Linked DNA regions of Homo sapiens: regions 2 and 3 are each linked to region 1. A link is an interaction called in ENCODE POLR2A ChIA-PET data of the cell type or tissue named here. Cell type or tissue: GM12878. All regions are shown on one strand. Links, peaks and the distances in the headings refer to the core of each region. The heading gives the core; the rest is flanking DNA.

Region 1 (10,114 bases), core at 1,483-9,482:
GCAAAGAAGCTTTGGACAAGGCGAAGGGAGCTGGGTGTGGTGGCTCACACCTGTGATCCCAACACTTTGGGAGGCTGAGGTAGGAGAATCACTTGAAGCCAAGACTTGGAAACCACAGCGAGACCCTGTATCTACAAAAAATTTTCAAAAAAATTAGCCAGGTGTGTTGGTGCGTGCACTTGTAGTCCCAGGTACTTGCGAGGTTGAGGTGGACGGATCACTTGACCCCAGAAGTTTGTTGCAGTGAGTTGTGATGACGCTGCTGCACTCCAGCCTGAGTGACAGAGTGAGACACTGTCTCAAAAACAGAAATTTTTTTTTAAGTTTAAAAAAGCCAAAGGGAAATGATGGACAATAAACTTGCTCCATGCAGCTGGGTTTCTCTGTGACTCTTAGGAGAGGACCTCAGAAAAGGTATAGTGTGGAGTAGTCTAGAGCTGAAGTTATAAGCAAAGCAGTTTGTTAGCTCACTGAAAACATCTGAAATGTGAATTTTACTTGGTGTTTCTGATTTTCTGGTAAGATCTGGAAAGTGAGAGTCAAAACATGGAGTTCAAGTCTGAAGGGCAGTGAGTGTGTTGATGGAGAACCAGACTGAGGCAGATGTCTTTCAGTATATTATCTGTGAAAAAGAGAAAGACAGCTCCGTTCTGGGCTGGTTTCTCTTCTCTCTCAAAGCGATGTTATCTAGTTGCATGACTTGAAATATCCTCTGTATGCCTCTCTTGTTCCTAACTCTGCTTATCCAACTCTTCAGACTTGTATTTCCAATTACTTTTCTGATATTTCCACCTTTATGTCCAATAGACATCACTAATTTAACATGGTCAACAAAGAATTATGAGCAATCCCAGCACTTAGGGAGGCTGAAGCAGAAGGATTGCTTGAGCCCAGGAGTTTGAGACCAGCCTGAGCAACAAAGCGAGATTCTATCTCTACAAAAAATAAAGATTAGCTGGGCATGGTGGCATGTACCTGTAGTCCCAGCTACAGCTAGTTCCAGCTAGTGCCCGGGTCATTTCCCTTTCCTCTCCAGCCACACTGGCACTTTTTACCTTGGACACGCTGTTTGTTCATATCCTAGGGTCTTTCCACTTGCTCTTCCCTCTGCCTGGAACATTCATGCCTTGTGTAGCTGATTCCTTTATGATATTTAGTCATTTAGTCATATCATCTTAAATGACTTCTTTGCAAAGAGGCCTTCCTTGACCAAATCAGTTGAGGCTGATGTGGGAGGATCGTTTGATCCCAGGAATTGGAAGCTGTAGTGAGCTGAAAAACAAAACAAAAACCTTGATGTGTGTCTAGGGTAATGAGCTCATCCTTGTTTCCTGGGACTTTCTTGGTTTTGACACTGAAGTCTCACATTCTAGGAAACCTCTTCTTCCCAGGCAAACCAGGATGGCTAGTCTCCCTATTTATAGTCCTTAAACCTGTTTCTGTCTCACTTGAAATTCCTTGGGAGAATCATCTGTCCAGTTGCTCAAGCTAAGCATTCAGCAGTTATCCCTGATTCATCTCTTTCTAAACCCATCAGTAACATATTTCTTAACCACATCTAATCCATCAGTATGCCTAGTTGGCTCTACTACCAAAAGTGTCCAACTCTGTCTGCTTCTCTGCATCTCTGCTGATCCCACCTTAATGCAAGCTGGTTTGATCTTGAGCTGCGTTATGTCATGAGACAGTGATGTGGAACCTGCAACCTTTCATGTTGCTCTTAAAGTCCAACCCCATACCAGGCCCTGCAAGCTTCCTCACAGCCCCACACCATCTGTCTTTTCTTTTCTGGGTCATTTCCCTTTCCCCTCCAGCCACACTGGCACTCTTTACCTTGGACACGCTGTTTGCTCATGTCCCAGAGTCTTTCCACTTGCTCTTCCCTCTGCCTGGAACATTCATGCTTTGTGTTACTGATTCCTTCATGACATTTAGTCATCTTATCTTAAATGACTACTTCACAAAGAGGCCTTCCTTGACCAAATCAGTTTAAAGTAGCCAGCCAGCCAGCCACTCTTGATCATATTACTATATTTTAATTTTCTGCATGGCACTTCTAGCCATCTGACGTTTATCTTGTTTATTGATTTGCTTGTTCTCACTCTCCCCTACTAGACTGTAAGCCCCTCAAGAGTGATGGCTTTGATTGCTGTACCCGCCATCCTTTCCCCAGGCTTTAGGACAGTTCACAGAACAAGGGCCAGAAAATATTATTAATTGTAGTAAAGAATAAATGTATCCTAAGCCATTTAATTAAAACTTTGAGATCTTGAAAGTTTTAGCAAGCAAGAACCAGTAAGTGGAAATTAATTGTACCATAGCTATTATTACTACCACAAAAGGTACAGAATATCATTGATATTATCTTCATTTAATAGGTTATACTGATTTTATGTTAGCTAAAATTTTAGGTTTATTTACAAATGTATTTTCCCATACCCTATTTCTTTTTTTTTTTTTTGAGACGGAGTCCCGCTCTTTAGCCCAGGCCGGATTGCAGTGGCACAATCTCGGCTCACTGCAAGCTCCGCCTCCCAGGTTCACGACATTCTCCTGCCTCAGCCTCCCGAGTAGCTGGGACTACAGGCGCCCGCCACCACGCCCGGCTAATTTTTTTTTTTGTATTTTTAGTAGAGACGGGGTTTCACCGTGTTAGCCAAGATGGTCTCGATCTCCTGACCTTGTGATCCGCCCGCCTCGGCCTCCCAGAGTGCTGGGATCCTGTTTCTTTTAAGCTGGTAATTTATTGAATGGTTGAACTTTTCTCCTGCAGCAGCTTTTGAGTTTGTATCCTTAGTATGAAAGTTCAGTCATTCCATACATCAGTCTGTGGGGACTACCGAGTGCCTTGGAGCCTTCCTTCCTTACTTTGACCTAAGGGACTGTCTTTTGGAACTTGAGTGGTTATAAATCTGCACATTTCAGTGTCGAAAGTATTTCTAAACCAGGGTCTCAACCTTAGGACTCTGGCATTTGGGGTCAGATAATTTTGTTGTGAAGGGCTGTGGAATTACATGTTCAGCTGCATCCCCGGCCTCTACCCACGAGATGCCAATAGCGCCTCCTCAGTTCAGATTGCCGATATCTCCAAATGCTGCTTAGTGTCACTCTGGAGGGCAGAGTCTCCCCTGTTGAAATCCACTCTTCTAAGCAATGAATACTTTTTCTTCTATTTCCTTTATACTGAGAGATAATAATTTTTAAAAAATCAGATAGAAATCTGGCTCAGCTTTTTTGGTGGGGTGAATGTAGCAGATTTTTAAAAGCTATTATAAGGAAAGATTGTTCATCTTCCACCATTACTAAGTTATAAGAATCTATTTTCAACTTGTATGTTTCTATAATTCCACAGTACACTTTGTGTTAGGAACCCTAAAATATTCTGGGGGAATTTGTTCTTTCAGTGTTTCTATATTTTTCGCCTGCTCCCATCACCATGGAGCTAAACACTTTGAGACATGTTAAGTTAAAAACAGTAATGACAGAAGAGGAAAAAACATTTTGCTTCTGCATTCTTTTTTCCTCTCTTCTCTTCCTCCTTACCTCAGTCAGCCAAATAGGGTATTAGTTTGAATGTTTTAATTGGATGTCAAGATAGGAAAGGCATGTTTTTCAGAGCTTATTTTTTCTTAGGAAATGCTAACAGTATAATTTGAACAGACCTGTGAATTGATATTCTGAGATAAGGTAAAATATACCAGGAATGTGTAGGGAAGGAGACTTTTTCCTTGGCCTGAACCCATTTTATAGATTTCTGTGCTTCAGAGATCCCATTGTATTGTTTAGGTAGGGCTACTCTACATCATATACAATTCTTTTTTTTTCATATAGAAAACAAATATCAGAATGTATGTAACCTAGTTTTTAGTGTAGAACTGATTGATTCATTGAATAAATGCAATTCTTGTCAGCTTTCTTAAATTGAGACCTTAGCATAGTGTTTTGTATAAAGTAACTAGAGACAGACTATTTTTCAGATTGTGGTTTGTGTTTGAAATTCATGTCCTCATCCAGGTACAGACTTTGAACTTTGGCCTATCTGAATGGAATATTCCGTTCAGTCCTTTCAAATGTAGCAAGAATGAATATAAAATTAGAGAAAAAAGTTTTCTTTCTTAATATTTACGACCTGTAGCATCTTCTGTTAGTTTGTAGGAACATGGTACTGATACGTTATTTCTGTTCAGCAAAGGTAGTTTAGAGATTTTTTTCTGTTTAAGATACAGTATTTTTTTTTCTGAACAAATTAATGTCTTGATATTGAACCTTGGTTTCACTGTGCTCAAACCTTCAAATGTTAATTTAAGGAAGTTTAGATTCCTCATTTCTTTTTAAACAGTATTACTGCTTTCTTTGCACACATGAAGCCATGATATTGAATTTAAAAGCAGATGACCTTAAAATCGTGCAACTTAAACACCACAGACTTAAAAATAAAAAATATAAAGATTTTTAAAGAAGAAAGTTAAAAAAATGTATCTGCTTTTCTGATGTAGGCTGGTGAGAAAAGATGTTCTTTTTCTGTTGCTTTCAGTCTTTAGCTCCCTGTCAGTTCTGCCCCACTGTGAAACCGAAGATGTTCTCAGCATTCTTGAGTAACACTTCCCACAGGTGACCTTCTGTATAAAGAGAGCTTGTTGTTGTTGTTGTTAACTTCTATATTGATAAGAAAAAGATAACAGTTCACAAATTACAACATCCTGTGATTTGATTCTTCATAAAATTTTTTGGTGAGGTTTTGGGAATTTCATTCTTGTTCCCCTGATCTGCTACACTTGGGCTACCACACTTTTTATAATATTTATTGCTATAAACATAGTTTGGGAGCATTTAGGTTGTTTATAGCTCCTTGCTATCCTAAATAATGCTGTGATGAACCCTTTTTTTGCACAGAATTTTGTCTTTTGAATTGTTTCCTTAAAAAATACTCAGGAATAAAATAACTGGGAAAAAAAGTATGTAAGCATTTTAAAGGCTCTCGATACATATTCCTAATTTAAAAAAAAAACAACAATTTCACTCTTCCAGTAGCTAATGAGCACATTTTATAAAAATTAATACCTCTTATTTTTCTTAAAGCATACTTAAGGGCCCTACGATTTTCAGATTGTAAATAAGCATTGGCTTCAACTTTAAGTCTCCAGCTGCATTAGCCCCTAATAAGAGAGTCAGACTGTTCTTTGAACCTTTGAAGCCAGGCATTGACTTCTCCTCTGTAGCTATGAAAGTCCTGGATGACATTTTCTTCTAAGAGAAGGCTGTTTCATCTATACTGAAAATCTGTTGTTTATTGTAGTCACCTTATCAATCATTTTAGCTAGATCTTCTGGATAACTTGCTGGTGAGCTTGCACTTTCATGTTATGGAGACAGCTTCCTTCCCGAAACCTGATGAACCAATGTCTGCTGGCTTCTAACTCTTCTTCTGAGTTTCTTCACCTCTCTCAGCCTTCATAGAATTGAAGAGAGTTAGGGCCTTGCTCTGGATTAGGCTTTGGTTTAAGAGAATGTTGTGGCTGATTTGATCTTCTTTCTCTCCAGAACACTAAAACTTTCCATCTCAGCAGTAAGGCTGTTTTGCTTTCTTATCATTTATGTGTTCACTGCAGTAGTACTTTTAATTTTCTTCAAAAACTTTTCCTTTGCATTCACAACTTGGCTAACTGGTACAATCCTAGCTTTCAGCCTCTCAACTTTCAAATGTCTTCCTCACTAAGCTTAATCATTTCTAGCTTTTGATTTAAAATGAGACACCTGTGACTCTTCCTTTCACTTTCAAGTTTCGCTTGAACTTAGAGGCCATTCTAATTTCAGTGTTGTGGTCTCAGAGACTAGAGAGCCCAAAGAGAGGGAGGCAGATGGGGAATGGCTGGTGGGTGGAGCAGTCAGAACTCAAACGACATTTGTTGATTGTTTGACATTTGTTGATTGATTGCCGTCTTCTGTGAGTGCAGTTTGTGGCATTCCCCAAAAGATTAGTAGTAACATCAAAGATCACAGATTAGAAATCACCAAAACAGATGTAATAATATGACAAAGTTTGACATATTGTGGGAATTACCAAAATGTGACACAGAGACAGGAAGTGAGCACATGCTGTTGGAAAAATAGCACTGACAGACTTGCTCAATGCAGGGTTGCCTCACACCTTCAATTTGTAAAAAAAACACCTGCAAAGTGCAATAAAGTGAAGTGCCATAAAATGAGGTGTGCCTGTATTGTATTTATTGAACAGAAACATTTTTCAAATGTTTAACCAATTTTTTCTTTTGTGAATTGCCTACTGTTTCAGAAAAACTCTCAAACCGTGTCTTTCCTCTGCTTTCATACCACCATGACAATCATCAACACAGAAAACACTTCTGTGACAAAAGCTGTGGGTTTTTTTCTCCACATGCCAAACAGCGTACACTGGCTGGATGTTCTCAATTCAGTTCCAACACTATCCACCCTAAGATAGTGTCAGATTCCACAGGTTGGGGGCTCAGTCCCCAAGACTGCCCCTTACATCTTTGGACATCATTGGTAAATCCAGGCCTCCAGACTTCTGACTGACCAACTTTAAGTTGGTGTTCCCACAACCCCATGTTTGGGTTTAATTAATTTGCTGGAGCAGCTTACAGAACTCAGGGAAACATGTTTACTGATTTATTTAAAAGGATATTACAAAGGATTCAGATGAAGCGTTGTGTAGGGCAAGGTATCAGGGAAGGAGCACGGAGCTTCCGTGCCCTCCTTTGGCGTGCCACCTTCCAAGAACTTCTACATGTTCACCTCTCCAGAAGCTCTTCAAACCTGGTCCTTTGGGTTTTTATACAAGGAGGTTTTATTACATGGCCTGGTTGACAACCGTGTAGAAATGTGATTGGACAAAAAGCACATTATCTAAATCCAGCAAGGCCTGTCTATTCAGACTTTTCTTGGCCTTTCTGTGTAGCTTTCCTTCCCGTAGGATATGGAGCAGGACTCTCTGGAATGAGTGTCTTTTGATCCACAATCAGATTAGAGCCCTGCCTTGGGCAGGTGAAAGGACAGGAGGTCAGAGAGAGAGAGATTCTGTTTCCTGAGGCCTAAAGTACCCCAGCATTATAACAAGGACTGTGGGAGTTAGGAGCTAGGAACTGTGGACAAAAACCAATATAGCTATCATAACACCATACCCATTAATACTTCTTTTCCCATTTTTCTTTTGGAATCTTAGTATTTTATCTTCCTTCACAAATCTTTGCATATATTCAGTGTATTCAGTCTGCGTTGTATTTATGGTATTTTTTAAACTAGTATTTGGTTTGCCTTTTAATGTACAGATGTTTAAAAGTTTCATGTACCCAAATCTGTCAATGTTTTCTTTTGTGATTTCTTTCATTAGTTTTGCTCATGGAAAATGTTTCCCCATTAGATATCACATTTTTTCCCTGATATTTTATTAATTTCAAACTAAGTCCTTACCACCCATTAATTTCATAAGAAAAGAAATCCACTATTTGAGAATTAGGAGCACTTTGCTGCTGATCATGGTTACTACAGGTTGTATTTTTGTAGTTCTCTGCACAAAGGGGCCACTTGCACTAATTGTTAACTTTTGGCTTTGATGTGGTACTTGAGATGTGAGTGCCTGTTTAATTCTGTGTTAATCTGTGGTTCTGTTACATTTGGATCGTTGCGAAAGTACCTTATTGAATACAAATATGAAAATGAACAAAGTAAAATAAAATTAAACTAGTCATGATTGACTCCTATGTGAGTTCATACTTTAAGAGGCCCAGAAATTGTGACTCTTTTCAGATGTAACTGATATAAAAAAACCTACCTTACTTTCCTGTGATAGTTATGGATTGTAGCATTAGGCTCAAGTTGACTGCCAACATAGTTTATGGTGATAACTGCTATATTTCTAATTTGTACAAGTTCAATTTTTTAGAAATATATAAATCCATTGAAGTGAAAATGCTTCCAATTTGCTGGAAAATGAATATTGCTAACTTACATCGTAGGTAATTATTAAGTGTTGGTTTGTGATACTTAAATCAGTTGTCTCATGATTTTTACACCAAAAACTCACTTTTAGAAGTAATATTCTTGTTGGCATTCCAGGTGACATAGGTAAAAAAATATTTTATTGAATTTAAAGCCTAAGTATGTAGTGATACTCTTACATCATATGTTTGTTTATTGTCTGTCTCTCAAAGTAAATATAAACATTTTTAGGGCAGTATTTTCAGCATGTAGAATGATGCCTCAAATATTTATGGAATAATGGATATTTGTTGAGTGAATATCAGGGCACGGACTTAAAATTATAGGAAAAAGAAATACTTCTGCTTGAGTACCTAGAATTTACCAGCCATTGTATGAGATGTTTGGTGATCTCATGACTATATAGAGAGCATTGTTTTTCTAAAGATGAACCTGGGTTTACCTTTGCCATTAATTTTCTGGATAACATCAAGAGTGATAGGTTTTTAGGAGACAGTAGGAAACTACAGACAGTGGAGAGCTCCATCATGTTTCAAGGTAGATTTCTCTCCTGGGAGAAGGTTACTAAAGAGCCTTAGCTAACCACTCTCTCTGTTTTCACTTGGCTGTAACCAGAACTGTAATCAGAAATGGCGTGGAAGGCTGGTGAAAGCCGTGGTTGCTGTTGAACGGGCATATGTGCACTTAGGTAGTTTGCTGATGTAGGTTTAGTTTGTGAATCTAGATAATCTGGGAGTCTCTTTTTAATTTCCTGAAGCATTTTGTTTTTGTTTTTTTAGAGACAGGATTTGCTCTGTCACCCAGGCTGAAGTACAGTGGCACAGTCATGGCTCACTATATACTCAAACCTCCAGGGTCAACCAAGTCTCCTACCTGAGCCTCCTAAATAGCTGAGACTACAGGTGCACGCCGCTACACTTGGCTAAGTTTCTTATTTTTTGTAGAGACACGGTCTTGCTGTATTGCCAAGGCTGATCTCAAGCTCCTGGCCTCAAGTGATCCTCCTGCATTGACCTCCCAAAATGTTGGGATTACTGGTGTAAGCCAGGGCACTTGGCCTTGCCGAAGCATTTTGATGCATGCAAACTAGCAGCAGATGTCAACATTTTCATTTTCTACTCAATCGTAATTTCAGCTTTACTTTTTTTTTTTTTTTTCTTGAGATGGAGTCACACTCTTATCTCCCAGGCTGGAGTGCAGTGGCGCTATCTCAGCTCATTGCAACCTCCGCCTCCCTGGTTCAAGCGATTCTACTACCTCAGCCTCCCGAGTACCTGGGATTACAGGCATGCGCCACCAGACCCAGCTAATTTTTGTATTTTTAGTAGAGAGGTGGTTTCGCCATGTTGGCCAGGCTGGTCTTGAACTCCTGACCTCAGGTGATCTGCCCGCCTCGGCCTCCCAAAGTGCTGAGATTATAGTCTTGAACCACTGTGCCCAGCCTCAGCTTTACTTTTTGTAGAGAAAGGCATCAAAAGGAAGTTTTTCCAACTTTTCTTAATAATAGGTACTTTTTATAGATTTTCCCCTGCCCAGTGGCATTGGACTCTCCCAGAAAAATTTTATGCCAGGATTGTTGTAAAATATTGTCAAGCATTCATGATTTTATCATTTATGGTGGTAAGGGTCTCATAGAGATGTTATGTGAAACACTGTAACATTTTCTTTACCTGCCAAATAAGTATAGAGTAATAAAAAGAACAATTGTTTTTAAAGCCAAAAGATTTTGACCTGGTTCCTGATTTATCATGAGTATGCTTTTAACCTGATCTATGGTTGTGAACAGAATAAAAACTTTTCTGCATTTTTTCTACGAAATTAAAATGTAATTCTTAAAATTTCCAAAAGCATGTTTTCTAACTATTGAAAAAATAAGTTTATTCCCATTCAAAGTAGAATTATATAAACTTTTTTTTTTTTGTATAAAGTTTCACTTCATGTTACTGAACTGGACTTGACATGGAAAACTTGTCCTTGAATAATCATTGAAAAATAGGCTGGGGGAGTGAGACTTTTTCATTAACACACTAAATTTATGCTCCATATGTAAGATATTTGTATATTTTTTAGTGGACTCTGATTATTGTAACTGAATTTAAAGATGCATCTTAAGACCCTACTGTAATCTACCTACCATT
Region 2 (10,114 bases), core at 1,401-9,400, 120 kb before region 1:
TGGAGTGTTCTGTATATACCTGTTAGTTCAGTTGGTTTCTTGTGTTTTTTGAGTCCTCTGTTTCCTTGTATCCAGTCCAGTTGTTCCATCCATTATTGAGAATGGGGTATTGATGTCTCCAACTATTATTGTAGAATGGTCTATTTCTCTCTTTGGTTTTATTTTAGATTTATTTTAGATATTTTGATAGTTAGGTGAATAAATTTTTATAATGGTTATATCTTGCTATATTGTATTTTTTGTTACTATATAATGTCCTTTTTTTGTTTAATGTAAGCGTTTTTGACCTAAAATCTATTTTGTTAGGTATTAGTATAACCATCCTTGCTTTCTTTTGGTGACTATTTGCACGAAATAATCGTTTTATTACTGCACTTAGAATCTGTTTGTGTCTTTGGATCTAAAGTGAGCCTCTTGTAGATAGCATATAGTTGGATCATGTTTTTTAATTTTTTAATCTTTAAACACATGTCCTTTGTCTATCAGAGGTTGTTTTTATCTGTTCTACCATTCTCTGTCTTTTTTGATTAGAGAGTTTAATCCATTTACATTTAAAGTAATGACTGATAAGGAGGCACTTTTGTCATGTTGCTATTTGTTTTCTACATGCCTTGTAGCTTTTTGGTTCCTTATTTCTAGCATTAACTGTTGACTTTTGTATTTGTTTGTTTGTTTGTTTTTAGTGAAACCTTTAAAATTTTTTTTTTCTTGTTTGTATTCTGTAGGTATTTTCTTTGTGGTTACCATAGGAATTACATTTAACATTCTAAAGTCATAATACCCTAATTTGAATTTCTTTCTTTTTTTTTTTTTTTTCCCAAAGACAGAGTCTCACTCTGTTGCATAGGCTGGAGTGCAAGTGGTATGATCTTGGCTTACTGCAACCTCTGCCTCCCAGGTTCAAGCGATTCTCCTGCCTCAGCCTCCTGAGTAGCTGGGATTACATGCGTGCACCACCATGCCCAGCTAATTTTTTTGTATTTTTAGTATAGACGGGGTTTCACCATGTTGGCCAAGCTGGTCTCAAACTCTTGACCTCAAATGATCTGCCTGCCCTGGCCTCCCAAAGTGCTGGGATTACAGTTGTAAACCACTGCACCCAGCCTGAATTTATACCAGCTTAACTACATAAACTCTCTTCCTCTAATAGTTCAGGCACCACCTTTTTCACTGTTGATGTCACAGAATTACATCTTTATACCTTGTGTGCTCAAAAACATAAAGTAATAATGAACTAATAAGAGATTAGTGCATTCATTTCTTAAACCATGTAGAAAACAAAATGTGGCATTGTAACTAATAGCACTACCTTTTAGACTAAATTTTTAGAGAAAGTTTAGTCTCTTAAATCACAGAGCAAACAAAAAATGCAGTTACAGACTGTTTTTACAATGATACTTTTATAATTGCTCCTGCATTTTCTTTTATTGAAGTCTTTATTTCTTTATGTGGCTGCAAGTTACTTTTTAGTGTCCTTTTATTTTTACCCTGCAGGGACTTCTTTTATCATTTCTTGCAAGACGGGTCTAATGGTAGTCAACTTTCTCAGCTTTTTTTTTTGTCTGAGAATGTCTTCATTTCGCACCCACTTTTGAAGGACAGTTTTGACAGAATAACATTCTGGTTGATAGGTTTGTTTGTTTGTTTTTTGCACTTTGAATATATCTTCCTACTGCCTTTTGGCCTCCAAAGTTTCTGATGAGAAAACTGCTAATAATCTTAGGAGGATCCTTTGTATGTGATGAGTTGCTTTTCTCCTGCTGCTTTCAAGATTCTATCTTTGTCTTTAGAAAGATATTATAATGTGTATCAATGGGGGTCTCTTTGAGTTTTCTTGTCTCCTTTTGGAACTCTCACAATGTATGTGTTGCTTAGCTTGATGGTGTCCCATAGGTCCCCTGGCTCTGCTCACTTTTCTACAGTCTTCTTCCTGTTTCTCAGACTTGATCATTTTCATTGTCCTCTCTTCAGGTTCACTGATTCTTTCTTCTGCATCCTCAAATCTGCCTTTGATTCCCTCAGTGGATTTTTCATTTCTATTGTGCATTTCAACTTCAAAAATTTTTTTCTGGATTTTGCATCTCTTTATGAATATTTTCATTTTGCTTATGAATTTTTTTTTAAGTTTCTCTACATCTTCCTTTAGTTCTTTGTTTATCTTTAACATGGTTGTTTTTGTCTAGTAAATCTGCCAACAAGTATTTTTCAGGGTCAGTTTTTAATTTATTTTTTCCTTTGAATGGGCAGTATTTTCCTGTTTGTGTTTCTTGTGATTTTGTTGTTGTTGTTGAAAACTGGACACTTTATTTTTTTATTTTTATTTTTTTTGAGATGGAGTCTCATTTTTTTGAGATGGAGTGCGGTGGTGTGATCTTGACTCACTGCAGCCTCCACCTCCCAGATTCAAGCGATTCTCCTGCCTCAGCCTCCCAAGCAGCTGGGACTATAGGTGTGTGCCACTGTGCCTGCTAATTTTTGTATTTTTAGTAGTGATGGGGTTTTGTTTGCCATGTTGGCCAGGCTGGTCTCGAACTCCTGACCTCAGGTGATTCCCCCCACCTCAGCCTCCCAAAATGCTGGGATTACAGGCATGAGCAACCATGCCTGGCTGAAAACTGGACATTTTAATCTCATAATGTGCCAACTCTGGAAATCAGATTCTCCCCCTTCCTTATGATTTGCGGTTTTTTTTTTCTTTTTTACTGGTTTTATTTTTATTTTTATTTTTATTGTAGGCTGTCTGTGTGCTGATGATCAATCTGATGTGTAAATTTAAGGTCTTTTCAGATATTTTCTGAGTCTGCACCTTTCCCTGACCATGCATGGTCACGTTCTAATTTTCCCCATATATGTGGTTGCTTTTGAATGGCCTAGTCTTTAATGTCTGGCCCTTAAAAGGGGTAAAGAGAAAATTGAATGGGGGTTGGGGAGAAGGGCTCTGGCCTGTTAAATGCCCTGAAGTCCCTTTGGTCAAAAAGGAGGGGCTTCCTGCAAGAGGGGAGGTTCAACAACAGTGGCCTCTTTGCACTTTTGTGATCAGAAGCAGCAGTCAGCCATTAGAGCACAGATCCCTGATATTTAGAGGGCAGGGTCCTTTTTGCCCATCCTGGCTCTTGCCAGCTGTGTGCAAACTACTCTAGGAAATGTGTGCCCAGCTACCTGCCCCAGGACTTGGGGTAGATGATGGGTAGCTGCAACTACGGTAAGAGCCAAAATTAAATGAAAATAACCTCAATGAACTGTTCAGGCTTTCTGCTAGAAGTTGCAAGTTTTCCATAGATTCCACAGCTCCAAAATAATTATTTTGGATAGATTCTGCCAGTGCATCTATTGTCTGGGCGGGAAGACAGATTCCTGATACTTGCTACTCTGTGATCATCCCAGAACCTGCTCCTCAATTTCATTTTAATTTAGTAATAGTTGCTGAGATATTATTTTTATTTCACCGTATTATTTAATCCCAAGTCACTTGATAACATTTTGTTTTTGTGGGACATTTTTTCAAGATTAATTTTTTAATAGAAGTAATAAATTAGTCCATTTATAAGGTTTGAGTGCCTGTTTCCTCCCCACTTCCCTCGTCCTGGTTCTCTGGCTTGCTCTCCACTGGTAAACAGTTTGTTGATTTGGTACTTTTATTTTTATTTATAATATAAAAGCATTGTATTTTTGTATTTTAGAAACTTCACATAATTGCCATTGTATTTAATATCTGTAATTTTTTTTTTTTATTCAACAACTGGCTTTGGATAGGTATTCATGTTGGTTCATATAATCCCAGTTCATCCTTTTTAACTGCTGCCTAGTCATGGGGATTGATTTTTTTTTTCTTCATTTTTCCCATTGCTGAACTTCTAGATTGTTTCTGATAGTTCCTGATTATAAACAAGGCTGCAGGCAACATCCTTGTCCTTGGCTCTGTGTATATGGGCATGTTTCTCTATGCAGTTGTCAGGTCATGGGATATTGTAATAGACACTCTCGAATTGCTTTATCTAAGTGGCTTCCATCAGCAGAGGATAGGTTCTTTAGTCCTATATGTTTATATGTGGAGAAATGGTACAGGATAGGAACTGTGTTTGAAGACCTGATGTATATTTACAAATAGGTAGATCTCATTAGCTTATAATATTTGGCTTTGAAGTTGAAGGCTAGTTTTATTCATTGCACTGTATTTTGCTATCAGATGTGAATTTATTTAGAAATAAAGAATTCTGCTGTTGAATAATTGCAGGTAAATTACTATAATTACCATTGAGCTTTTATGTAAAAGTAACACCTTGTTTTACAATCTGTGCATTGGGGGTAAAGCTAGGTGTGAGGGTTGTCTTAAGTGCTTCTGAAGTTTGGAAGACTTCTTCAGTTAACTGCTAATCTGTGTTCTAATGGCTGAGGGATGTGTTGTATATTCAGCATCACACCTACCTCATTATGGACACCACAGGCAGAGGGAATACATAATTAAATGAGAGCTACTGCTGGGCAGAAATAGGCACACCACCTCCTCTAGTTTCCCTTAAAGGACTGTTGGTTTCAAAGTAAGAATGGTATTTATTCTTTTCCTTTTTTTTTGCATGGTTGTCTGGTATGATGGGGAATATTTCTTTCTTCCTTTTGATCTTTTAAGAAAATAAAAAACTGTAATACTTATTTTATCAATAAATTATTTTCAGAAGCTTTGGTTTTTGAAGTTATCAGTCTTCATATGCCACTTCTTTCTCCACAATAGTTACGTCTGTTCCATTTTATCTCTACAATCCTCTAGCTGGAGATCTCATCAGTATTCTGAGCCTCACTCTATTCATCTAACAAATGGGGCTAATAAGCCAGGAGCCCAGCAGGGTTTTTGGGAGCATGAGGTTGTCAGTGCAGTGCCTCATAGGAAACAAGCTGCACGGGACCAGAGAAATCACTTAATCCAGCCTTCTCCTATAACAGATGAGAAAACTGAGGCTGAGTGTCACATAATGTGTAGCTTCTCTCCCTTTTGTTTGTGCTTAACTAATATCTTTCTCAGTTGTGGGATCACTTTGCGACTCTGCTTCTTGAGAAACCACAGGGGCAGCTTTTGCACAGGGCATTTTCCTTGCTTGCAATTTCTCTTTCTTTTCACCACCTGTCAAGTCACCTTGCCCTCCCTTTGAAACACATTCAAATTCATTTCCTCAGGGAGGCTTTTCTAGTTCATCCTTAAAGATGGGTATTTCAAATCCTGATCAACTCAGTTTTATCCTTCACTGTGGAAATGTGAAGGACCTATTATTGATATTATTATAAAGGTCCTATATAGATATACATATACACTTATATTTTTTGTTATTTAGGGAAAAAAAACTTCTTGAGAACAAATTTGTTAGCAGCGCAGTGTTATTTGTGTATTTTGAAAGGGACAGTTTCAGTTGATGAGATAATTAAATGCACGATATGCTTTTAGCATGTTAACTCCTACTCACAGATCCTTGTTCTGCTTTTCATACAATCAGCTTTCAAGCTAGTAGTCCAGAGCTAAGGATTATGTTAAATAAGTTAGAAGAAAACCACCCACTGCTAATTCACATCTTTTCATATGGGTGAATATTCTTGCAACTTTCCCCTACTGTGCTTTCTTCCACACTATGAAAAGAGGCAAATAAAGTAAAAATGTCAAGTAGCAGTATACACTCCTAAAGATAACTCACAGAAGTAGTTATATGTGGACTTAACTAGTACATAAAAGATTACATGAGGCTGGGTGTGGTGGCTCTCAGCTGTAATATCAGCACTTGGGAGGCTGAGGCAGGAGAATCGCGTGAGTCCAGGAGTTCGAGACCAGCCTGGGCAACATCGTGAGACCTAGTCTCTACAAAAAAATACAAAAATTAGCTAGGTATGGTGGAGCATGCCTGTACTTCCAGCTACTTGGGAGGCTGAGGTGGGAGGATTGCTTGAGTCTGGGAGGTCAAGGCTGTAGTGAGCTGTGATTGCACCACTGTACTCCAGCCTGGGCAACAGAGGCAAGATAGTGTCTAGAAAATAAATAAATAAATAAAAATAAATCACATGAAAGCCAAGTTGGACTTCATAATCCTTAACATGAATGAACTATAAGGGCCAAGGGAGGGCTCCTCTTGGCCTCTCTGAAGGTTTGATAGAAAATCAACTCAGAAAAGGCAGATTAATTGGAGAAAAGGCATGCAAATTTATTTAATGTGTGTACACAGAAGCTTTCAAAATGAAAACCCAAAGATACAGGGAAATTGTCTATTTTTATGCTTAGGTTCAACAGAGTATAGACAGCCGTGTAGAAATAGGCTTTGACAAAAAGGAGGTGATTAAATGGTAATCAGTTGAGTGGGGAAACTCAGCAGGGCCTGTCTAGGTGGTGCTTCTTGCTTTCTTTTTTTCTTTTTCTTTTTTTTAATTTTTGAGAAAGGATCTTGTCTCTGTAGCCCAGGCTAGAGTACATTGGCGTGATCACAGCTCACTGCAGCCTCAAACTCTTGGGCTCAAGCAATCCACCTGTTTCAGCCTCCGGAGTAGCTGGGACTCTAGACCTGTGCCACCTTGCCTGACTAATTTTTTATTTTTTGTAGAGATGAGGCCTTACTATGTTGCCAGGTTGGTCTTGAACTCCTGGGCTCAAGCAATCCTCCTGCCTCGGCCTCCCAGATTGTTGAGATTACAAGCATAAGCCACTGTGCCTGGCCTGCCTATCTAGATTCTTGTTGGCCTCTCTGAGCATGAATTCCTTCCCTCGGGGTCTGAGGCACAACCTTCTCTAGAATGGGGGCCTAACAACCTACAATCACACAAGGTAGTCAGATAATTTCTTTATGGCCAGTATTTACACAGAAAGGTGGAGGGAAAGTTATAGTAATGTATTTATGTTTTATGACTAGCTCTGAGGAAAGGGATTTCTGGTTTCTATGATCTGCCTTGGGAAAGAGGGATTCCAGTTTCTATGGTCAGCCTCAGCAGAGAGTGGGACTGAGAGACAGGAGGGCAGGAGAAGGTCAGAGAAAAGCGTTTGCTTCTGAGACCTTCATTTTGGGGTATTGTTTTCTGCACCTCAACAGAATGAACAATCAAATGAATGTTTGATTGTACAACATGCACATTTTTATTTAATTTCATAGTACTGAATAAATCCTTTTCACATTCATTTGCGAACTGCTTTTATATGCCCCTGATTTGTAATCAAATACTATTTTGTTTTTGTGGCTGGGCTGCTATGGAAATAGGAAGTAAATGTTACAGGTAGCTCTTCCACTGAACATGCACAAATGCATGTGTTGGTGTGTGTTTGTATGAAAGGATTATAAGATCTTTTGCTTAGAGTGTGAATGGAAAGGGGTATAATAGAGTTTTATATCTGGAAAGAACCTTATTTGTTATCTGTTTATAGGTGAGAATGGATATTTACAGAGATCAGGTGGTTTGACAAGGTTATTCTGCTGTATAGTGTTAGAGCTAAGGCTTAGAACTCTGAGTTTCTGGAGTTAGAGAGCACTCTTAATGCTTTGGGAGAAACTTAGCAGTATTCTTTTTACCCGTTCAGGGAACTCAGAGTCTCTATTTCCTGAATTATCTTTTGGATTTTGGATATTTGCAAGATTAGATTATCAATGGAGTTTGAAGGTAGACTCTTGTCTGGATATTATTATTATTTGAGATAGTGCCTCATTCTCTTTTCCGGACTGGAGTGCAGTAGTGCAATCACAGTTCACCATGGCCTCAACCTCTCGGGCTCAAGCAATCTTCCAACCTCAGCTTCCTGAGTAGCTGGGACTATGGGTGTGCGCCACCACGCCCAACTAATTTTTGTACTTTTTGTAGCGACGGGGCTTCACCATGTTACCTCGGCTGGTCTCAAACTCTTGAGCTCAAGGGATCCTGCCACCTCAGCCTCCCAAAGTGCTGGGATTACAGGCGTAAGCCACTGCACCTAGTGCTTGTCTGGACATTCTTAAGCATGCTGTCCATGAGTTTTTTTTTTCCTGAGAAAAGATCATTGAAGACCAAAACTTTGTCAAAATCGGAGTTTTATCACATTCTTACATTGCAAAATAAGGCACTTTTCATTGAAAAGGATTTTAATACCTTCCATGGAAAACATTCTTGAAAATCCAAGGCAATTTCATAGTTTCACCTTTTCAAATGTTGACTTTAAATGAATTATGCCCAACCTTTATTGTAAGGATTATATCTTATCTATCTTTATATTCTCTACAGCCCCTAGCACAGAGCAAAATGTCTAGAAAGTTGGAAGGTAGTATATTTAAAATGCCTCTCTATTTTCCCACTTAAATCCTTAGTGAGAATTACTTCACTTCTCTTTGTCCTTTGCTTTTCTCTTCCATGTGATTGTGACTAATGATCAAAGGAAACCCTTAGAATTGTTGAGACATTTGGAATACAAAATTTCTCACTAATTAAAAATTGGATCACTGGACCAGAACCTATTAATTTTGGCTTTCATTTGTTGAACTCTTTCTGTGTGGTAAATATTTGTCAGATTCTTTGAGTACAGAGATGAGTTTGACAGCCTCTACTGTTAAGGACCTGAAATCTAGTAGATGAGACAGATGTCCTGTATGTTTAGGTGCAGTAATGGATATATTTTAAAAGTGTTGAAGAAATACATATACTCTTGATGTTTCTTATTAGCAATATGTAGAAGGATATGAGTATCACAGATGAAGTAAGTTTAATCACAAAGTAATTAGATTTTTAAAAAGCTAAATTTTATGTTTTCATATGGATGTTACAAGTCCATGGAATAATATTCCAAGGTAATACAGTGAAGCTAAACTATATAAATTTTATTCAGATTTCACCTGTTTTTCTGTTCCTGTCCTTTTTGTTTTCCAGGATCTAATCCAGAAATGCCACATTTCATTTATACGTATGCTCTTTTGTTTGGTTTTGTTTGAGACAGGGTCTTGCCTTGTTGCCCAGGCTGGAGTGTGGTGGGACAATCATAGCTCACTGTGGCCTTGAACTCCTGGGCTCAAGCGATCCTCCCACCTCAGCCTCCTCAGTAGCTGGGACAACAGGTGTGCACCACCATGCCCAACTAACTTACTATTTTTTTGTAAAGTCAGAGTCTCTCCCTATGTTGTCCAGGCTGGTCTTAAACTCCTGGGTTCAAGTGATCCTCCCACCTTGGCCTCCCAAAGTCCTGGGATTACAGGTATGAGCCACTGTGCCCAGCAATATGTATGCTTCGTAGAAATTTATTTTTACACAAATGGTAGCATACTGTACTATGCTTTCATTGTGTTTTATTCCAGTTTTTACCTAGTCTCTTAATAATGGACTTTAAGTTGTTTCCAATCTTTTGATATTATTAACAGTGCTACAGTGGCTATCCTTGAGCTTGCAAGTATGCAGTTTATATGGAGGCATTTTTGGGTGGAAGAATATATTCGTATCTTTATTGCTAAACTGCCCTGCTTAAACATTGTATACATTTACACTCCTCTCAGCAATGTATGTGTTTTTCTTTTTTCTTTTTTTTTAAATTATACTTTAAGTTCTAGGGTACATGTGCACAACATGCAGGTTTGTTACATATATATACATGCGCCATGTTGGTGTGCTGCACCCATTAATTCATCATTTACATTAGGTATATCTCCTAATGCTATCCCTCCTCCCTTCCCCCACCCCACGACAGGCCCCGGTGTGTGATGTTCCCCTTCCTGTGTCCAAGTGTTCTCATTGTTCAATTCCCACCTATGAGTGAGAACATGCGGTGTTTGGTTTTTTGTCCTTGTGATAGGTTGCTGAGAATGATGGTTTCCAGCTTCATCCATGTCCCTACAAAGGACATGAACTCATCCTTTTTTATGGCTGCATAGTATTCCATGATGTATATGTGCCACATTTTCTTAATCCAGTCTATCATTGATGGACATTTGGGTGGGTTCCAAGTCTTTGCTATTGTGGATAGTGCCGCAATAAACATACGTGTGCATGTGTCTTTATAGCAACATGATTTATAGTCCTTTGGGTATATACCCAGTAATGGGATGGCTGGGTCAAATGGTATTTCTAGTTCTAGATCCTTGAGGAATCGCCATGCTGTCCTCCACAATGGTTGAACTAGTTTACAGTCCCACCAACAGTGAGA
Region 3 (10,114 bases), core at 1,184-9,183, 57 kb before region 1:
CAATTAAATTGATTAACCAGAGTGACTGAGGAGACTTTCATTATGTTTCTCCAAGGACATAATGTTGAACAACAAAAAAAGTATTTTGACAAAGTATCATCACCAAAGTATCCCTCATCAGAATATATAGCACAGGCTGGAAACTTGGATTATTGTTTCTTACCTAAAAGCAGTCAGTGGAACAAAGGTTATGTATGTTCTGTTAGCAGTGAAGCTGATACTATAAAGTCTATATGATTTTATTCAAATGGATTAAGAAAATTAACGTGTGTTTATATTTGGAAAACGTCAGATATTTTATGAATAAATTTTAATTCAGCAAATATTTGTTTTTATTACTCCTTAAAGGATAGATTCAGCATTTTGTTTGTTTTTTAATATTATGAAGGAACTTTATACTCCTGATCACTGATGATGTGGGCAGGCCAGCCCGAAGGGACTCCGTGGTTCAGTCTTTACCATGCAATAGCACAGGGGCTTTTGCTTTTAAACATGAGTTCTCTGATTGGGTAGTGCTTGTGTGAGTATTGAAAAATCTCTACAATTGAGGCTTTGGAAGGTTATCAGTTTTACACCTTCTTGTCCTATTCAGATGCCTTTAATTTTTGTTCTGTTTTATTTTGTTTTGCCTTCTTGTAACAGTTAGAATCTTCATTGGATTGTTGAATAGAAATGGTGACAGTGGACGTCCTTGTTTTGTTCCTGATGTTAGAGGGAAAGCTTTCAGTCTTTTACTGTTGGTATGATGTTTGTTCAGGCTGAGGAAGTTCCCTTATGTTCCTGGTTTACTAAGGCTTTTTTTCTTTTTCTTTTTAAATCATTAGTGGTGTTGAATTAAATTTTTCAAGTGCTTTTTCTGTATATATTGATATAATCGTGTGGCTTTTTGTCCTTTATTAATATGTTGTATTAAATTAATTGACTTTTGGAGGTTATAATAATTGATTTTTGGATGTTAAACCATACTTGCTAAGATGAATCCCGTTTGGTCATAGTATCTAATTGAGATTTTCTTTTCTTTTCTTTTTTTTTTTTTTTTTGAGACAGGGTCTTACTTACTGTGTCACCCAGGCTGGAGTGCAGTGATATGATCTTGGCTTATTGTAGCCTCATCCTCCTAGGATCAAGCGATCCTCCCGCTTCAGCCTCAATAGTAGCTGGGACTATAGGCACACGCAACCTCATCCAGCTAATTTTTAAAATTTTTTGTAGAGATGGGACCTTACTATATTGCCCAGGCTGGTTACTCCTGCCTCAGCCTCCCGAGTAGCTGGGACTACAGGTGTGCACCACCTTGCCTGGCTACTTTGTGTATTTTTAGTAGAGACAGGGTTTCACCATGTTTAGTCAGGCTGGTCTCAAACTCCTGACCTCGTGATCCACCTGCCTTGGCCTTCCAAAGTGCTGGGATTACAGGCATGAGCCACTGCGCCTGGCTCAGGCTGATCTTGAACTCTCGGGCTCAGTTGATCCTCCCATCTTGGCCTCCTAGAAGTGCTGGAATTACAGGTGGGAGCCACTGCACCCAGACAGAGGATTTTTTAATTGAGAATTTTTGTTTGTAAATTCTTGAGGAATATTGGTTCATTGTTTTCTTATTTTGTAATGCTCTTGTCTGGCTTTAGTATTGTGGTAATATAAAATGAGCTGGGAAGTGTTGTCTCTTTCTCTGTTTTCTAGAAGAGTTCGTGAAGAATTGGCATTGTTTCTTTATGTATCTGATAGAATTCCATGGTGAAGCCATCTAGTCCTGGTATTTTCTTTTTGGGAAGATTTTTAATTAGTAATTCAATTTCTTGTTTTAGGTATATTGAGATTTTCTGTTTCTTCTTGAGTTGGTATTGGTTATTTATGTCTCTCTAGGAATTTGTCCATTTAATCTAATTTGTCTAATTTGATGGCATACTGTTTTTATATTTTCTTTTATATATTTAAAATATATTTATATTTTATACTGTAGGGTCAATAGTGATGCTCCCTCATTTATTCCTGATTTTGGTAATTTTGGGGGGGATAATTTTCTTTTTTTCTTGGTCAATCTAAATAAAGCTTTGTCTATTTTATTTACTTTTTCAAAGAACCAGCTTTTGGTTTTATTGACTTTTACTGTTTTTCTGTTTTCAGTTTCATTGGGTTTTGCTCTAAACTTTAACTTCTTTCTTTTGGCTTGCTTGGGGTTACTTTACTGTTTAGTTTCTTAAAGTGAAGACGATTGAGATCTTTCTTATTTTCTAAAATAGGTTTAAGTTTAAAGCTATAAAATTCTCAGCTGTGAGCAGTGTTTCACACCTGTAATCCCAGCACTTTGAGAGGCCAAGGTGGGAGGATCATTTGAGGCCAGGAGTTCGAGACCAGCCTGGGTAACATAGTGACACTCCATCTCTACAAAAAAAAAAAAAAAAAAAAAAAAAAAGAAGAAGAAAGAAAAAAAGAATCAGTTGGGTTTAATGGCATGTGCCTGTGGTCCCATCTACTTGGGAGGCTGAGTTGGGAGGATTGCTTGAGACTGCTGTAGTTAGCCATGATCTTGCTGCTGCACTCTAGCCTGCAAGATCCTGTCTTAAAAAAAAAGAAAAAAAAAAAAAAAGCTATAAAATTGTCTTTAGCCACAGCTTTAGCTGCATCCCATAAATTTTGACATGTTGTATTTTTGTTTTTATTCAGTTTAAGGTATTTTAAAATTTTGAGCTGGGTGTGGTGGCATATGCCTGTGGTCCCAGCTACTCAAGAAGCTGAAGCAGGAGGATCACTTGCACCAAGGAGTTCAAGGCCAGTCTGGGCAACATAGCGAGGCTCCATGTCTAAAAATAAAAATTGTATTAATGATGATAATAAATATATTTCTTAATTTTGCTTGTGATTTTTTTTTTCTTTGACCCATGGGTTGTTTGGATGTTATTGTTTGATTTTCAAGTATTTGGAGATTTCTCAAATTTCTTTTGATTGTAGATTTTAATTCTTTGTGATCAGCAAACATATTTTATATTATTTCAATCCTTCTAAATTTGAGACTTGTTTTGTGACATTGCAAATGGTCTAACCTGGACCTTAAAAAGAATGTGTATTCTGCTGTTGTTGGATGAAGTTTTCTATAGATGTCAGTTAAGTCAGTATGGTTAATTATACTGTCTAGTGTTTATACCCTTGCTGATGTTTTGTCTGGTTATTCTGTCAATTATTTAGAGTGGAGTTTTGAAGTCTTCAATTATTAATGAATTGTCTCTCTCAGTTCTGTTTCATTTGTTTTGGTGCTCTGTTGTTAGGTTGCATGTAGGTTTTTAATTATTATATTTCACTGATGACCCTTTTATCATTATAAATTGTCCCTCTTTTTCTCCAGTAATGTTTTTATCTTAAACTAAAAAGAGAATCCTTTAAAAATGATCCTGGGCTGGGCGCGGTGGCTCACGCCTGTAATCCCAGCACTTTGGGAGGCCGAGGCAGGAGGATCATGAGGTCAGGGGATTGAGACCATCCTGGCCAACATGGTGAAACCCCACCTCTACTAAAATACAGAAATTAGCTGGGCATGGTGGCGCGTGTCTGTAATCCCAGCTACTCAGGAGGCTGAGGCAGGAGAATCACTTGAACCCAGGAGGCAGAGGTTGCAGTGAGCTGAGATCACGCCACTGCACTCCAGCCTGGGCAACAAGAGCAAAACTCCATCTCAAAAAACAAACAAACAAAAAAACAAAAAAAAAGATCCTACAGTTTTATTTATTTTTATTACAATGGGGTCTTGCTATATTGCCCAGGCTGGTCTTGAACTCCTAGACTCAAGGGATCGTTCTTCCTTGGCCTCCCAGAATGCTGGGGATTACAGATGTGAGCCACCACACCTGGCCCATACCGTTCTAAATGATCATACACATATACAATCCCAGGAATTTAAATACATGTATGGATTTTTGTGACTTTCATTATAATAAAGATTCAGAAGAGTTTTGTAACCCCCTAAAACTCCCTCATGCTACCCCTTTATAGTCACCTCTTTGCCTACCTATAATCTCTGGCAACCACTGATCTGCCATCCATTCCTGTAGTTTTTTCTTTTAAAGAATGTCACTTAACTTAATAAATTGGGATGTTATATAAGTGGAGCCATACAGTATATAATCTTCCAAGACTAGCTGCTTTCACTAAGCTTGCCTTTGAGATTCATCCAAGCTGTTGCATGTATCAGTAGTTGCTTTTTATTTCAGGATATTCCATTGTGTGGATATACCAATTTGCTTATACAATCACCTGTTGAAGGACACTTGAGTTGTTGCCAGTTTTGAGTGATTGTGAATAGAGCTGCTATGAACATTTGTGTCCAGATTTTTCTGTTAATGTAAGCTTTCATTTCTCTAGGATAGATGCCCAGGTGCATGATTTCTGAGTCATAGGGTAAGTGCTTTATGAGAAACTGCCAAACCACTTTCACGAGTGACTGTATCATTTTTCGTTCTCACCAGCAATGTTGGAGAGTTCTCATTTCCCATTCTTGCCACTACATGGTATTGCCAGCATTTTAAATTTTGGCCATTTTAATAGGTGTGAGTGGGATCTTCTTATGACTTTAATTTGCATCTCCCTAATGGCTAATGGTGGTTTCAGACATCTTTCATGTATTTGCTATCTTTGTACCTCTTTGGTGGAGTGTCCTCTTTAAGCTTTAAATTTGCTATGTTAACCTTTTCTGAGAAATCTTATTTTAGGTACACTTAAAAATACAATCTTTTCTTGATAACAAAGTCATTGTATGAACTGTAATTTTCATATGGGTTTGAAATTACAGGGAAGCTAGCAATGACTATTGAGTGGTGTAAGGCTGCTTATGTCTCTTTCAGGCATTCCTTTTCTGCTGTTAGCATGCCTGATTCTGGCAGTGCTTCCACTTCCATTCGGTTTTTGGTTTACTGCTTTTATGAAATGATCATGAATAAGGCTATAAGAATCATGTTTGAAAAAAAATAGTGAAGTGCTTCTCAGTAAATTCCCCAAGAGCTCTTCTCTAAGGAAAGTACATAAACTCTGTAACATCTGTTTTAGTGCTCCTCCAAACTGGGGGCCCTGAAATTCATCTGAGGAGTCTGTGAGTGTGAATCTGTGTGTGCAGTGAGCATTGTCTATGAGCTGAATAAACAGTATTCCATGCAGTACATATTCTACTATTTTCAGAATTATATGGATGCTGTTGAACAATCTTGAGTTTGGGTAGTTTTTGTTTTTTCTTTATGTAATTTGCCTACCAACTCTTTTGCTGCTTTTTCTAGTCCGTGATGTGGTGAGTAGAATTTTTCAGATGGAGCTTTCTTGATAAGTGAGGTATTACTGTTTGTGACTAGTCAGGACAGGATGAAGTAGGCTTTTTGTTTGTGCTGTTTAACCATAGGTTATCAAATGTTCTTTACAAGGCTTATATTAATTTATTAATTTTTGATGATGTAGTATTGCATACTTTTGCTGAAAAGCATTTTGGGAAAATTAGGATACTTCAGATTCTTCAAATGATAGGGTTTATATGATTTGTCATTAACACTAATCTAACAAGTGACAAGAAAAAGTATATTCCTCAAGTTGTTATTGCATAAAAGAAACATTTAAATCATGGTTTGCAGGGTTGATTCTTTCCCACATTCATCAAGTCATTTTGATGCTTTTATTATAAATAAAACTTGATTAGTAGATTGTTAGTTTAATCAAAGATTATAAAAATAGAAAAGGAGGTGGCACGTGCCTGTAGCTACCTGGTAGGGTGAGGTGGGAGGATCACCTGAGCCTGCGGAGGTTGAGGCTGTAGTGGGCTATGATCGTGTCACTGCATTCCAGCCTGGATGACACAGTGAGACCCTGTCTCAAAAATATGTATATATCTATACAGAGAGAGAAAAGGAAACTCTTCCTATGTATGTAATTTATATAAGCACAACATCTGCTTGCGTATTGTTGACCAGATTTTTTCTCAAGTTTTTAAAGTACTTTGCTGCTTTGCATGCCTCATCCTGTCAAGCAAGTTCTTGTTTAAGGAATATGTAATTGTATCATAATATGGTAATTTGTTATGCAAATATCATATCTTAAATTATCAATCTAACAGCTTTATTTTCCTCAGTTATTTTTGGTTCTCATTTCAGGATGTGAAATAGGATAGCAATAGAAATTAGCAAAAGGAAAAAAAAGGTGATTGATGTGCTAAATAATCATTGCCCTAATTTTAGTAATGAGATATTCAGGGGTGTAATTTGTTTTGGGGGGCTTTTTTGATTTGTTTTGTTTCACATTACTTAGATTCTCAGTTTCTTCATGATATTAAAGCAAAACCTGTCTTTAAGAGCCACTGTGCAAAATTGTTTGAATGAGAATAGAAATTTAAAATCGTTTAATTGAGAAGGAGGTCATTGATATGTGTCCCACCAGAAACCAGAGATTCAGTTCCTAACCATTTTTCACTAAAATAAGCCCTAAGGTTCTTTTTTATTGAGCAATTATGCCAAATTTGTTAGAAATTAAAATCTTTGCATAAACTTCTTTAAAATATCTATTATAAACATGCTAATATTAGTTGAATTAGTCTAAACATTCCTTTTTTTGACATTTGGACGTAGTGTTTGAGTGTCATTGAGATTAACTAGATAAAGGAAGACATTGATAAGTTGAACATTAAAATTAAGAATTTCTCTTCAACAAAATAAAAATTAAGAGCAAAAAGGCAAGTTACAGAGTGGGAGGAAATATTTGCAACACATACATCCAACAGAGCACTCATAACCACAATACATAAAGAGCTACAAATCAATAAAAGCGTGACACTCCCTCCCTCTTGCCTTCCCCCAGCCAAAGATCTAAGACTTGAAGAAGCAATTCACAAAAGAAGATGCTCATTTGGACAATAAAATAAGCCTCTTAAAAGGCCCTCAAAATCATATGGTGGAAGCGCAAATTAAAGCCACAGTTGTATTATTATATTCTTACCAGTAGAACAAATGAAAAAGATAACTCCAAGTGTAGAGCAATTGGACAGCTCTGCTCGTGGAAGTATAAATTGCAACTTATACACCCTGCTAGTGGGAGTAAAATTGCTAGAACTTTTGACCCAGCAGTTCCACTACCAGGTGTACAGATACAATGGAAACACACACATCTGTGCCCCAAAGAATATGCCAAAAGTGTTTATAGCAGCATTATTTGTGCTTGCATCAAACTAGAATAGAACAAAATGTTCATCAAAAGTTAGAAGGGGGCAGGGTGCAGTGGCTCACTCCTGTAATCCCAGCACTTTGGGAGGCCAAGGCGGGCGGGTCACCTGAGATCGGGAGTTTGACACCAGCCTGACCAACATGGAGAAACCCCATCTCTACTAAAAATACAAAATTAGCTGGGCATGGTGGCGCATGCCTATAATCTCAGCTACTCAGGAGGCTGAGGTAGCAGAATTGCTTAAACCCGGGAGGCAGAGGTTGCGGTGACCCGAGATCGTGCCATTGCACTCCATCCTGGGCAACAAGAGCGAAACTCCGCCTCCAAAAACAAAACAAAACAAAAACATTAAAAGGTGCCGAGTGCAGCGGCTCAGGCCTGTAATCCCAGTACTTTGGGAGGCCAAGGCAAGAGGATTGCTTCAGCTCAGGAGTTTGAACCAGCCTGGGGAACATAGTTAGACGTCATCTCTATAAAAAATTTTAAAAATTAGCTGGGTGCAGTGGTGTGCATCTGTGGTCCCAGCTACTTGGGGGGCTGAGGTGGGAGGATCGCTTGAGCCCAGGAGTCGAGGCTACAGTGAGCCATGTTGAAGCCACTGCACTCCAGCCTGGGTGACAGAGCGAGACCCTGTCTCAAAAATAAATAAATAAATAAAAATAAATATATATGAAGAAAAAAGATAAATGGTGAAATCCTCTGTAGTATTTTGCTTTCCATAGCAACAAAGATGAAGTTCACAATGTGAAACAAAAGAAGACATAAGAAAGTGTACATATTCTCTGACCCCATTTAAATAAATTGCTTTTCCCATGTTGTAAAGTGACCATACAAAAACAGGCAGAACTAATCTGTGGTGCTGGAAGTCAAAATGGTTGTTAGCACTGGAGGTTACTGAGGACTTATGAGGGTGGCTTCTGAGGTGTTGGTAATGTTCTCTTTCCTGATCGAGTAGTAGTTACAGTGGTCGGTTCAGTTTCTGAAAGTTCTAAAAGATGTACATGTAGAATTTGTACGTTTCAGTTTTTATAAAAGCTTCATTAAAAAATTAATTGAAGTCTGGGCACAGTGGCCTCATGCCTGTAATCCCAGCACATTGGCAGGCCAAGGTGGGAGGATTGCTTGATTTCCAGGAGTTTGAGACCAGCCTGGGTCTCAAACCATGGCGAAACCCCGTCTCTACAAAATAAATAAATAAATAAATAATACAAAAATTAGCTGAGCATGTTGGCATGTGCCTATAGTCCCAACTGTTCGGGAGGCCGCGGTGGGAGGGCCACTTGAACCCGGGAAGTAGAGGCTGCTGTGAACTGCCAGTACACTCTACCCTGGGCGACATAGTAAGACCCTGTTTCCAAAAAAAAAAAAAAAAATCTTCATTGAACATAGCTTTTTTTTTTTTTTCTTCTGTGTGTCATATTGTAGCCTGGTATGCTAACAAGTAATTAGAATTCTTCAGTATTAGCCATGGTTGTTCTTAAAAACCATTTTACCTTCATGGACTGATGCTTTTATTTGGCTATTTTGGTTTTACTATCATGAGAGCCTTTGAGATACTTGAAAAAAAAAAAAAATATATATATATATATATATATATTTGAGACAGAGTCTCGCTGTGTTGCCAGGCTGGAGTGTAACCTCCGCCTCCAGGGTTTAAGTGATTCTCATGCCTCAGCCTCCCGAGTAGCTGAGACTACAGGCACATGCTACCATGCCTGGCAATTTTGTGTGTGTGTGTGTGTGTTTTTAGTAGAGACAGGGTCTCACTATGTTGGCCAGGCTGGTTTCAAACTCCTGGCCTCAAGTGATCCACCCGGCTCAACCTCCCAAAGGGATTACAGGCATGAGCCACCATGCCCAGCCTAGAATCTTGAGTATTTTAAAAGCCCAGAAACAAAAATTTTTGGCTATTAGGGTAGAGTATGTTAAATATGAAAACTTGTCAACATTTAAAACATGTTGCAGATAACTAAAATAAAATACTCTTATTCCTAGTGACCCATTTAATCCAGAGAGACTATTTTTCACCTACATTAGTGCAAATGTAGTTATGGTTTAATATACTTCTCAGTTTTATCATCCTTGTGTTCTCGTAAGACTCCTCTAACACCGTGTTCTGCCACATGTTAATGAAGTTCTTTATGTTTCTTTCCCTGTTATACTCTGATTTTCTTAAGGACAGGAGCTGCTTTTTAAATTTCTCCTAGCATAGTGCATTCCTTATATTAAATAATCAGAAAATATTATCTCCATATTTTATAAAAGACTTAGTAATAAAATTCCAGAAGTTTTGAATTCTTATGCATGTCCCCCCTTGCTGTAGGACAGTTAGTTGCAATTCTTGTATGATGTAACATGAAATTTTGTAGTCATCATGTCCCTGACCTCTATTGAAAAAATGTGCTTGATAAATTTTAGCATGATGAAGTTTGTATGTCTGAGTTTAGCTTCAAATGGTGTAGATAGTATTATTTAAAAATGGGAAGATCTGGAGTTCTTATATCTAATAGTATAGCTCATTTTATCCTAAGAACAATGCATGTGAAAGTAAATTACAAAGTTATACAACTAGAAGGTCATGATGGAATTTTCTGGCATGTTACCTGTTTTTGTTTTGATGCTGAACCCATGTGTATATTCAGTCACTTTTAAATGTTCTCTGAGTAAACTGCTGTCCTCAATAAGCTGATTATGCTGAAGAAACATTTTAAGATGCTGATTTCATTGACTTGATCATCCTTTATATTTCCAACAGTATAGGCAGAAGTAGTAGAATACATTTATTGGTTGGCAAATTCAGTTTCCTTATTTGTAAAACATTTAAAAATTTGTAGTGCATCCAGTTCAGAGTGGCTAATTGTGATTATGGTAATTGCCAAAGGTGCTTGACGCTGTAAATGTTTCACATATTTTTCTTTAATGTTTCTAGACA

The links. ChIA-PET counts read pairs that join two places held together with the same protein. Peaks named below come from ENCODE experiments on the same cell type or tissue, not always from the same donor. Only the 100,000 strongest peaks of a DNase experiment are listed, where the experiment ranks them.
Region 2: POLR2A ChIA-PET joins it to region 1 with 11 read pairs; 5 of 35 experiments call an interaction of 5 or more read pairs at or near these places.
Region 3: POLR2A ChIA-PET joins it to region 1 with 21 read pairs; 6 of 35 experiments call an interaction of 5 or more read pairs at or near these places.

The regions. Positions count from the first base shown.
Region 1 is chr14:71,549,949-71,560,062 of GRCh38, forward strand. All of the region lies in intron 4 of SIPA1L1 (signal induced proliferation associated 1 like 1), which reads left to right. Among named protein-coding and RNA genes, the nearest start is that of SNORD56B, 160 kb to the left of the region's middle. RefSeq lists enhancers at 387-546, 5,225-5,284, 5,445-5,504, 5,615-5,674 and a silencer at 6,095-6,194. In GM12878, for the core only: no CTCF peak of the experiment used is centred there; DNase peaks (open chromatin) are centred at 4,583 and 5,843; H3K4me3 peaks cover 573 bases; H3K27ac peaks cover 6,408 bases.
Region 2 is chr14:71,425,687-71,435,800 of GRCh38, forward strand. All of the region lies in intron 2 of SIPA1L1 (signal induced proliferation associated 1 like 1), which reads left to right. Among named protein-coding and RNA genes, the nearest start is that of SNORD56B, 32 kb to the left of the region's middle. In GM12878, for the core only: no CTCF peak of the experiment used is centred there; DNase peaks (open chromatin) are centred at 5,085 and 5,425; H3K4me3 peaks cover 452 bases; H3K27ac peaks cover 3,926 bases.
Region 3 is chr14:71,493,501-71,503,614 of GRCh38, forward strand. All of the region lies in intron 2 of SIPA1L1 (signal induced proliferation associated 1 like 1), which reads left to right. Among named protein-coding and RNA genes, the nearest start is that of SNORD56B, 100 kb to the left of the region's middle. In GM12878, for the core only: no CTCF peak of the experiment used is centred there; a DNase peak (open chromatin) is centred at 4,441; H3K4me3 peaks cover 665 bases; H3K27ac peaks cover 4,930 bases.